2 separate regions of the Homo sapiens genome follow, and region 2 is linked to region 1. The links are chromatin loops, found by intact Hi-C in ENCODE. Cell type or tissue: IMR-90. All regions are shown on one strand. Links, peaks and the distances in the headings refer to the core of each region. The heading gives the core; the rest is flanking DNA.

Evidence for each region. Hi-C counts contacts between places; a loop is a spot of excess contacts. Peaks named below come from ENCODE experiments on the same cell type or tissue, not always from the same donor. Only the 100,000 strongest peaks of a DNase experiment are listed, where the experiment ranks them.
Region 2: it touches region 1 in a loop (3-fold over the local background); 2 of 110 quality-filtered maps call a loop at or near these places.

The regions. Positions count from the first base shown.
Region 1 is chr7:77,252,392-77,257,778 of GRCh38, reverse strand. CCDC146 (coiled-coil domain containing 146) reads right to left here. Exons shown (of 19, transcript NM_020879.3): 5 at 3,216-3,273; 6 at 1,270-1,446. It overlaps LOC102723791 (a long non-coding RNA gene), which reads left to right. Exons shown (of 6, transcript XR_927688.3): 4 at 524-578; 5 at 2,304-2,381; 6 at 4,902-4,976. Among named protein-coding and RNA genes, the nearest start is that of CCDC146-AS1, 6.4 kb to the right of the region's middle. In IMR-90, for the core only: no CTCF peak of the experiment used is centred there; a DNase peak (open chromatin) is centred at 3,188; H3K27ac peaks cover 2,450 bases.
Region 2 is chr7:77,542,523-77,547,909 of GRCh38, reverse strand. The region is part of intron 1 of PTPN12 (protein tyrosine phosphatase non-receptor type 12); the gene reads right to left. Among named protein-coding and RNA genes, the nearest start is that of PTPN12, 7.9 kb to the right of the region's middle. In IMR-90, for the core only: no CTCF peak of the experiment used is centred there; no DNase peak of the experiment used is centred there; H3K4me3 peaks cover 278 bases; H3K27ac peaks cover 140 bases.

The DNA.
Region 1 (5,387 bases), core at 126-5,125:
AGCCCCTTCCTGCCCGAGGTTGTCATTGGACTTTGGAGCCAGGGGTAACACACATGCAGGGAGGTTGAATCCGTCACTGCAGTGTGGTGGGCGAGACATTTCTCTGTGGGATCTTGCTCAGTCCTGGGGCAGATCAAATTTTGTGGGGCTGAAACTTGTACAATCTTGGGGGCCCTCGTTAACAGAAAGAGTAAACAATTACAAATGCTAACTTAGGTGCAGCATCTTGGAAGAGGTTCATGCAAGTGAGGGGCCTGAAGCTTAAGCTTCACTGGGTTCCTGTTAAATCCATCTCTGCTAGGGTCCTATGTTCTGGACAGTAGCTGGGCACATCTTGGCTGTCTGCTCTAGGACTGTTATAGAAAAACAGGTCAAAGTGTATCACCATTATCCCCTAAGCCAATGAGTTTCAGATGTTGTTTTTAAAACAACTCTAGGTTATTAAAACTGTTTTGAGAGTCATTTATACATTTTTCAAAGTAAAATGAATTTTAATTCATTATCTCCTAAAACATAAATACAGGCCTCTCATCCCTTTTCTACTGAGAGGAAGTGGAATGCACTCCGACAAGGATAAGGTAATACAAATATATGTGAGAGGTTAGGACATTTGGTTGTTTTGGTATGTGTGTAGGTGTGTGTGTGTGTGCGTTTTGTTGTTGTTGTTGTTTTTGAGAGGGAGTCTCACTCTGTCACCCAGGCTAGAGTGCAGTGGCGCGATCTCAGCTCACTGCAATCTCCACCTCCCGGGTTCAAGCAATTCTCCTGCCTCAGCCTCCCAAGTAGCTGGGATTAGAGGCATCCACCATCACACACCCGGCTAATTTTTGTATTTTTAGTAGAGACAGGGTTTCACCATGTTGGCCAGGCTGGTCTCGAACTCCTAACCTCAGGTGATCCACCGCCTTGGCCTCACAAAGTGCTGGGATTACAGGTGTGAGCCACTGTGCCTGGCCATGGTTGTTCTTCAAGGAAACAATTGTGTTTGTGACACTTGTTTCTAATGTCCAGAAATGTTTGGTGAGGTCAGGAGAGACCTTTTCCGCAGGGTGAGGGCTCCGAATTATCGAGTGATACTCCCAAACACCCTAAGGTCTTTTGTGCATTCCCAGAGCCTAGATTTAGTTTGATAGGATCAATCGCAATGCAGATATTTCAGTTTGTGAGACAATACCCCTCTTTATCCAACCTGCTGGTTACTCTTGATACCCACACACTTTTATATCCATGCAAGGCACAATGTTTAAATATCAACGGTAAGTAGCACACCTTTAGGACGACCTGATGTCCCAACAATTCTTCTAGTTCCTTCTGCTCTTTTAATAATTGCTTTTGTTTAGATGCCAAATCTTCTCGTAAATTTTTAATTTCTAATTTCTTCTGCATTATTTCTTTACGTAATTCTTCAGTGCTTTCTCTCAATATTTTCATCTTCTTCTCCATTTCCTTTAAAAGTCGTGAAGATGATTAGGTTATATAGTCTGAGCAAACATTTATCTACCTAAAAACTGAACTAAAACTAATTTCACCCACCATTTTGATTATATTTGTTTTGAAGTTCATGAATGATTTCTCACAAGGTTAAATGATTTCTCATAAAGCTAAATGCAACTTATGATTTCTGACATCTTTAACAAAGGCATGATAATGATACTGCATGTATAATTAAACACAACATTATATTTGAATTATTTTATTAGTGCTCTTTTCTATCCTCCTACATTTAAAAACGTTTCATTTTATGTGTCAATTTTTATTTCATACCAAGAAGCATGAAAAAAAATGTACAGTCTGTTTTCTAGTAGCTTTGTGATCTGACAAAATCAGATGCCAATAATCTTTGAATATCTGACTTATGGTTAACCTGAGTCACATGGGAACTAAAGACAAAGGTGTTCATATTTGGATACCCAACACTTTGCACTCCTTAATCCCCCACTTTCTTATTGATATTACTTCTCTAGCTCATGCACATCCTCCCCAAATACCATCTACCCCAGAATCATCAAAGATCTTTGTCTCATGTCTGATTACCTGGGGAGGGTTTGACTTATGGGAGAGAAGGCTTCTTACACTCAGAAGGTCTACACGTTACTCTTACTAATGACGAAGTGCTGGGTCTATTTAGCCTGCCCTGGGCTTTCTGCATAGCTCCCTCCTCCCACCACTGCTGGGTGAGAGCATCATTGGTGATCCTAGGATCTGAATGAAAATTCAAAATGTTTCTCCCATAAAATCTGTATTGTAAATGATGGTTTGGCATACTTATTTGAATTAATAGTATTTTACTCTATGCTAAACAGGTTTTATTGTGAGCTGGCCTTGGAATTAAACCACCACCAACACACTTTTGGATTATCAGAAGGTGGAAGGAGTGCAAAGTATGGTGACCATTCTATTTACGTTCTATAATAGATTGTAAAAAGTGGCCACGAATTCCTCCTATCTGCAGGGTATGCATGTCCCTTTGCATTGTCTTGATCCTTCTTCCCATTAAGAGGTAGGGCCAACTTGATTCTAGACTTGCCCATGTTATAATACTTGCATTGGCCAATGGGGTATTACCAAAAATGATTTTAGCAGAGGCCCAAAAAGGTCTTACATATTGGAGTTTGCTCTTTATTGAGTCTGGAAACCCTTCCACCATCATGTGACCAACTAGTGACATGTGACCTTAGACCAAGTAGCCTACCAAATGGCTGGTATATGAATGGAGCTATCCTAGATTACCCAGCCCCAATTCGGCCAGCTCAGACCAGAATATTCGGAACTGTGAAAAAATGAAATGGTTGTTGTTTTAAGCCACTAAGTTCTGGGATGATTTGTTAGGCAGGAATAGATAAGTGATACATTTTCTTTGTAAAAATTTGTTGTAATAACTTGAGATGTTCAGAGAGCTATGAGGGTGATAGCTATAGCAAAATAATATTTTTAGTGTCAACCACAGAATCTTTTTTTTCTTCTGAAAACAAAGCAGATATTGTCCAACTAAATACAGCCTAAATTAGATGCCAAGTTGCTAAAGTCTATAATAGGCATCACTTATATTTACTCCAGAAGTTATGTAGCTAGTCTTTTCAGCATCATTCACAGTTAAGACTTTAGAGTCTTTAAAATGTTTCAGGCTATGGTGGTTGTGATAAACATTAATATTTATAAAAAGGGATGATTGAATCCAGCTGTATTTAAGAAACTCTATATCATCTAAGACTTACTCCTGGCTTTGTTATCTTCTCAAATTCTTTTACTATGATGATTTTTTCTTCCTTTAAGCTGCAAAAAAAAAAAATCAAGTTTGAAAAAGTACAAAGAAATAAGCTCTTTCTGTAATAACAACTTTCTATCTTCTCATCCCAGAATGTCATTCCCATGCTTGTCGGCCAGGCAACCTGGTGTCCATTCTTTATGACACCTTTCCTGAATCACAGGTGCATTGGGGTGCTTCCTCCTCCCCAGGACTCCCACCCAACTTTGTGAACACAACCCACTTAGAGGAGTTATCTCAGCACATTATAAATGTTGGGGACCACGGGCCTCGGGACACAGGGTCCTTCCCAGCAGGCTCTGGGCTTTTTCTCCTTTATGTTACTTGGAATGGGCGGGTGCCTGCCTGGATTCCTGCTACAGCCTCCCAATCGATCTCCTACTTTGCCTGCATCCACCTTTGCCCATTAAAGTCAATTCTCCACCCATACCACAGTGATTTTTTAACATGTAAATAAGATCACTTCACTTCCCTGCTTGATAAATTCCCATCACACCTGGACCAAAATTTGAACTCCTTTCCCAAACCTACATGGCCCTGCCTCATCAGCCTCTCTAGTCTCACAGCCTGCCACTCTCTGTCACCAGTCACACTGGCTTTCTTGCCAAGCTTGATTCTACCTCAGGGCCTTTGCCCTATCTGATCCCTCCAGCTGGTATGCTCTCGCCACAGATCTTTGCATAGCTCACTTCTTGCTTCATGCAGACCTGTACCGATATCATCTTCTCATAGAGGTGCCTGGCCATCTATCTAAAACAGTACCAATAGTCCTCAAAACTCTTTCCTTGTTTTGCTTTACTTTTCTATACAGTATTCATCATGACCTGACATTATATTACACATCTCCCCACTAGAAAACCTAGCTCCCAGTTTACCACTGCATCATCATTGTCTTAAAAAGTACCTGCGTATAGTTGCCATCCAGTAAAAATTAATATGAATAAATGGAACTAGAATTAGTTTTGTCCCCATCTTCATTATTTAAAATAATGTATGTGCTGAATGAGATACGGGCATGCATATGGAAATAGATCGTCACTCAGAATGACCTATTGCACCACATTCTTCTACATCCAGATTGCAGAAAACCCTCACAGAAATCACAGAAGAGTCCACAGTTGTTCAAAGGTGTGAAGAAGGGTTATTTGAAGAGCTCAGTTTCAGTTTTGTGTGACAATTGCATTCCTGAGGTATAACGAATGCTAGAGCCAGAGGAAACTTGACAGAGATCCAGATGTGATAGGGACATGGATACATAAGAGACTGAATGGATATTTCAGGTGAAGGGCAGATTTAGACCAGGAGCCAAGTCTAAGTGGTTATTAGGTATGGGTATTTGAGGACAATTATTTTCACTTTTGTTTCCACTACAAGCTATTAAAATTGTGGCATGAACTCATAAGCAGTCCAGGTGGGCACACCTTGTCTACACTTCTATCCTGTCATTGGCTAAGTTTATAAGGATCTGCCTTTGGCCCTTGTGACAGACACATTGGCATTGTTTGCTGCACCATTTTCCCTTCCTGGACACACAGGGGGACTATATTTCACAGTCTCCCTTGCATTTGGATTGGAGCCATTGGACTAATTTGCCCAAGGAAGGTGAGTGGAAGTAAGTAACAAATGTCTTCCCCAGCCATGTTGAACTTGGAAGGCACGTGCTCCCGCTGGCAAAGCTAAGGACAGACGTGGCTGCATGACTTGCACTGGACTGTGCTATGAGTGAGAAACAAAATTCCATTGAGTTCTTCTGCTGAGATTTTAAGATTTGTTCTTATTGCATAGTCTAGCTGAAGCCTAACTTCTCCTTTTCTTATTCTGTATACCGTTTCCACAGTGCCAGTTACAGTGATGCGTTAAACATCCTTATTTCCAGTTCAGAATTTCCCTGGAGCTCCAAATTTTTATGTTTAATTTCTTACTGGGCAATTCCAGTTGTGTATATCAAAGGCCCATCAAATTAAAACTCATTATCTTCCCATCTGAAACCTACTGTTTTTCTATTCCTTCTTTTGGTAATGGCATTTCAATTCACTTAATTTTCAAAATTATAAACATGAGCGTCATTCTTGAAGCCCGTTTCTTGCTTCTTTCAAGATTTTTTCTTCATTTTTAATTTTCA
Region 2 (5,387 bases), core at 226-5,225, 290 kb before region 1:
GGTACATAAGATTTTCTTATTTTATACACACTGACCCTGTTCTTCCCATCTAAAACCCACAGTTCTATCTCTGTTTATCTCCAAGTCTTTGAAAGTGTTGTTGCCTTTTACTCACCTAGTTCACCTGACAAACTCTTCCTTCAAAAACCAGCTCAAATGTAGCATCTTTGTGGAAACTGTCCATGATCTATTCAGACAGATTTAGGCTCTCCTGTCTCTCTGGCTTATATTCCGAATATACTTCCACTGGAGCAGTATGTCATCTCAAATTCCTTTGACTACCTTCTATATACTATGTTAGAAACTTTACATATATTATCTTGTTCTTTCCAGGTAGGTATTAGAGCCCCAACTTCTCTAGATAATCTGCTCAGAATCACAGCAGGGCCAGGATAGAAATTAATGACTGTATAGCTCCTAAACTCCTTATCTTTCCACTAGTCTAAGGGACCCAAACTCCTTGAGAAACTAAGAGCTATGAACTTTCTTCCCCCTAAAATGGGCTTACACACAAAAAATATTATATATAATTTAAAAGGGTTCAAAGATTCCCCTGAAGCCCACCCACTGCCCCCAGGAAAAGTCCCGCTGCTTCTCACAGGTCTGTTCAGTTAGTAAACTTCCTGAACAGAGTACTGCCATGTTTTCAACTGTCAATTCAAAAACACAGTACCTAGGGCATAGTGGGCACTCAGGTATCTCCATAAATACCTTCTGTATGAATGGATAAATGATAGAGACCATGGATGGATGACAGAGACCATGGATGGATGACAGAGACAAATCTTTGCATTCCTTCAGAGCCTATCAGGACAGTCACTCAAATGTTGTTAAAATAGCTTTTTAAATGCCGATTAGATATAAAAGTTATTACAGGAAATGTAGATATTAGCACACTTCCCAAAGCCTCTGAGATTATCATGGTCCACGATATGACTAGGCTTTGTGTCCCCACCAAATCTCATCTTGAATTATAATCCCTATGTAATTATAATCCCCCATGCTATTCTCCTGATAGTGAGTTCTCACAAGATCTGATGGTTTTACAAATGTTTGGTAGTTCCTCCCATGTTCATTCTCCTTCCTGCCACCTTGTGAAGAAGGTGCCTTGCTTCCCCTTCACCTTCCACCACAATCGTAAGTTTCCTGAGGCCTCCCCAGCCATGCTGAACTGTGAGTCAATTAAACCTCTTTCCTTTATAAATTACCCAGTCTCGGGCAGTTCTTCATAGCAGTGTGAAAATGGACTAATACAGTCCACACTCCACTTTCTCCAAAAAAAACTTTTAGGGAGCAACTACTGTTTGCTTCTTATATCTGCCATAGGCCAGCTACAGACCCTACAATACTGTACAAATGCAAACAAGATTTTTGTGTGATTTCAGAAGGAAGGAGATAATTGTCAAGGTTTGACTGCATGAATCTAAAGAAACTTAAATACTACAGGAAATATAAAATGCTGGAAGAGGAGTTCAACTCATATTTGGAAAAGACTAGTGGTTTAGAAATTGCATATCACCTGATTTACCTTATCAAGTTTTCAACTCAAATCTAATGAAAGGCTTTTTTTCTTGTGATATTAAAGATCAAACTTTACAAAGGAGAAAAAGTGCTTTAAGATTAACTGTGCTAAAATATTTATTCTAGAAGGTGAGAATTAATCACATTTTTGCTTCTGAGTTTTTGGTGAACATGGTGAAGTCATTTTAAATTTTTAGCTTTCTCATCTTCCAAGTACTGGTTTATAAAATAAAAGGGGAGACCATCCTGGCCAACATGGTGAAACCCCATCTCTACTAAAAATAAAAAAAGTAGCTGTGTGTGGTCACGGGCGCCCGTAATCCCAGCTACTCAGGAGACCGAGGCAGCAGAATTGCTTGAACCCAGGAGGCGGAGGTTGCAGTGAGCTGAGATGGTGCCACTGCACTCCAGCCTGGCAACAAAGCAAGACTTTGTCTCAAAAAAATAAAATAAAATAAAATAAAAGGGAAGCTTTCTGAGGGAAAAAGTATGTTCAACAGTACAACCACAGATAAGCAAGATTTCATTCATTTAGTAGGTATGCTCAAGGACCAGGAATAGCTTCCTTCAAAAAGAAGAGAGGATACATACCAGAGTATAGAAGTTTAACACTGGAAAGGTACTGTGACATTATGTTAAGAAGGTTCTGGAATGCCAGGCTAAGAAGTACAGACTTTATCCTATAGGCCTGTGATTCTCAACTAGGACCAAAGTTACAAAATTGGATGAAAACTTCCAGGTGAAGTATTTTTTTTTAATTATTAAAAAAAACTATATATATATATTTAAAATTGGAGGGAGCTGAGAAGGGAAAAATCAGGGAATCAAATCTCTCTGGAAAGAGAGACAGACATAATTACAGTTTGAAAAAGGAGCAGCACTTGGATCATATGTTTTGAATTGACTTTCAAAATACACATTTAAAATTTCCAATAATTGTAATGGTCATCAAAGGGAGCAATGAGTTTTTTTAACTTATATTTTTAATAATAAAAATTAAACCATGCTTCCAGTGCAGCCCACATCTCCTGATTGTACAACCAGTATGGTTTCCATTAGCCTACAGATGCTGCCACTTGAAAGTGAGTATGATGTGTTGAATGGACTGGATGAGGAAAGAAACTAGAGGCAAGTAGAGAACAACAGATATCACTTGTAATCACTCTCTAAATACCCACAAATTCACTATTTTTGAAGAGATACCGATGACATGATATCTTGATTTTATTAAGTCCAAAGCCAAAAGTTTAAAAGACATTTTATTAATACTCTAAGACAATGTCAACAAAGTATGATCCATTGGGTGTGGGATGCACAAATACAGAAGTTACCTTAAGAAACTGCAGCTAATAAAATCATATTTATTTAAAATATTTGAATTCAATGTAGCTCTTATCTTGTATTTTCTTTTTCAGTGGATACTGAAAATACAACGAGTTATGTGAGCACATCTGTGTAGGAGGGGAAGAAGCAGTTCTCATGATCGTCTAGAAGACAAACCCTTGGACCACTGAAGAATTCACCTGAAGAATAAATCTGTCTTACAGCATTAAGTTTGTCTACAATGTCTGCACATGCAATGGACATTAGTGCCTATTAAATGCCAAGCACTATATTAAGCAATGGGGATACAGGGATAATTAAGTCCCAGTCTCTAGCCTGGGAGGCGTTCAGTCTGGGGAAGACAGAAATGTAAATATTTATGAATCTAATGAACTCAGTGCTACAGAAACACAGAAGTATTTAACATATGAACAAAAAACCTACAGCCACCTAAATGTTAATGTCTTACTTTCAGTTTCATCCTTTAAAAATCCTTTTTCCAAGTTAAATATCAAATATTGATGGAAAAAAGTTAATATATTTTGAAAGTAAATAAAGTAAAACATTCTTGAGAATGCTTAAAGTAAATTTTTAGTTTACTGTCTCAGTGAACCATGTCTGGAGAGTTACTTAAAAGTTCACTTCCACTTCTGAAGTTAGTTGATGTAAATATGTTTAGGTGAATACTCATCAAAGGATGGATAAGAAAACCATAACTAAACCAGTGGCACTGGGTAAGCACTAAGATTAGCTCAAATGCAAGGACTGGAAAATATTTCCTATCACTCTAGCTTTGAAAGACAAATTAAGACACACAAAATCTTACAAGCTAACCACAAGAAGATACCACTTCACACCCAGTAGGATGCCTATAATCAAAAAGACAGCAACAAGTATCGGTGAAGATGTAGAGGAACTGGAACCCTCATATATTCCTGATTGGAATGTAATATGTGCAGCAGCTTTGGATAACAGTCTGGCAGTTCCGCAAAATGTTAAACATAGTGTTACCACGTGACTGAGCAATTCCACACTTAGATATATACCCAAGAGACCTGAAAATGTGTCCACACAGAAACTTGTACACAAATGTTCATAGCTGCATTATTCACATTAGCCAAAAAGTGGAAACAATTCAAATACCCATCAACACGATGAATGGATAAACAAAATGTGGTATCTATACAATAGAATATTATTCAGCCATAAAAAGGCCAAAAGTACTACGGATCAATACTATAACATGGATGAAACTTGAAATCATCATGTTAGGTGGAGTCAGTCACAAAACACCACATATTGTATGATTCCATTTATATAAAATGTCCAGAATACTTAAATCTATGGAAACAGAAGGTAGATTTGTGGTTGCCTGGGGCTTATGGGAAGGCGGGGAGTGACTGCTAATGGGTACAGAAAGTGAAGAAAATGTCCTAAAATTGATTATGGTTATTGTTGCATAACTTCATCAATGTAATAAAAAACTAGTGAATCATAGACTTTAAATGAATAAATCTTATGGTAGGTACTTATATCTCAATAAAGCTATTATTAGTTTTTTTAAACCTATAAGCTACAACACTGAATAAACAAATGATTAAAATTTTTATATTTATCAAGACTGCAACATAAGATCTTCCCAGGCTAAAGAGGATATACACATAGACAAGAAATAATAAGAAAAATATTCTCTAGTTCTCTCTTTAAAAAAAAAAAAAAAAGGCAGTGGAAGGGGCACACTCTCCTTCAACCAATCTTCCTCTAGCTCCTACCATCTACTTTCAAAATGTTAAAAAAAATGGAAAGACACTAAACCCACCCTTCACCCTATAATCTAGCTTCTTCCCATACCCCAACCCAAACTGTTTTTTCTAGTCACCAAAGCACTCCTATGTGCCAAATGGAATAGGTACTTTCTCAACCTCACCTTACCGGTCCTCCCAGCATTATTTGACTCTGGTAATAACTCCTTTCTTGAAACTCTCCCTGGCTTTTCTGACATCTCTGGTTCTCCTCCCTCCTCCTTGACCACACCTTCTCAGGAACAATCACTAGTATATCCTTCTTTTGGCTGTTATTTTAAGACTGATGTTCTTCAACCTAAAGCTGGTCACTCTATAAGTTTGTTGGAATAAGCTCATTCACTCCCATGCTGTCGACTATCTCCTACATGCTTATATTATGATGCCTACATCTTTAACTCCGTCCTGTCAGAAATCTTGAGCTCTACATTTCTACTGGATGTCTCAGAGGCACCGCAGTTTTAACATGTTGAAAATTAAATTTATCCTCTTCTCCCCCTGAAACTTCCTCCTACAATGTTGTTTGGTCTCCTCTACTTGTTTCTCCTCCCTCACTCCTTACTCTACCAAATGGTATTCTCTAGCTTGGGTGACAGATACCAAGCTAGATATTTTGCGAGTCATAACACTATACTCTTTTCTTCTTTACTACCTACATCTAATGAATCATTGAGACTCCTTTCTTAATTCTTATCAGATGTGTTGTATACACTCTATTTCCCCATCTCAGTTCACTTCAGG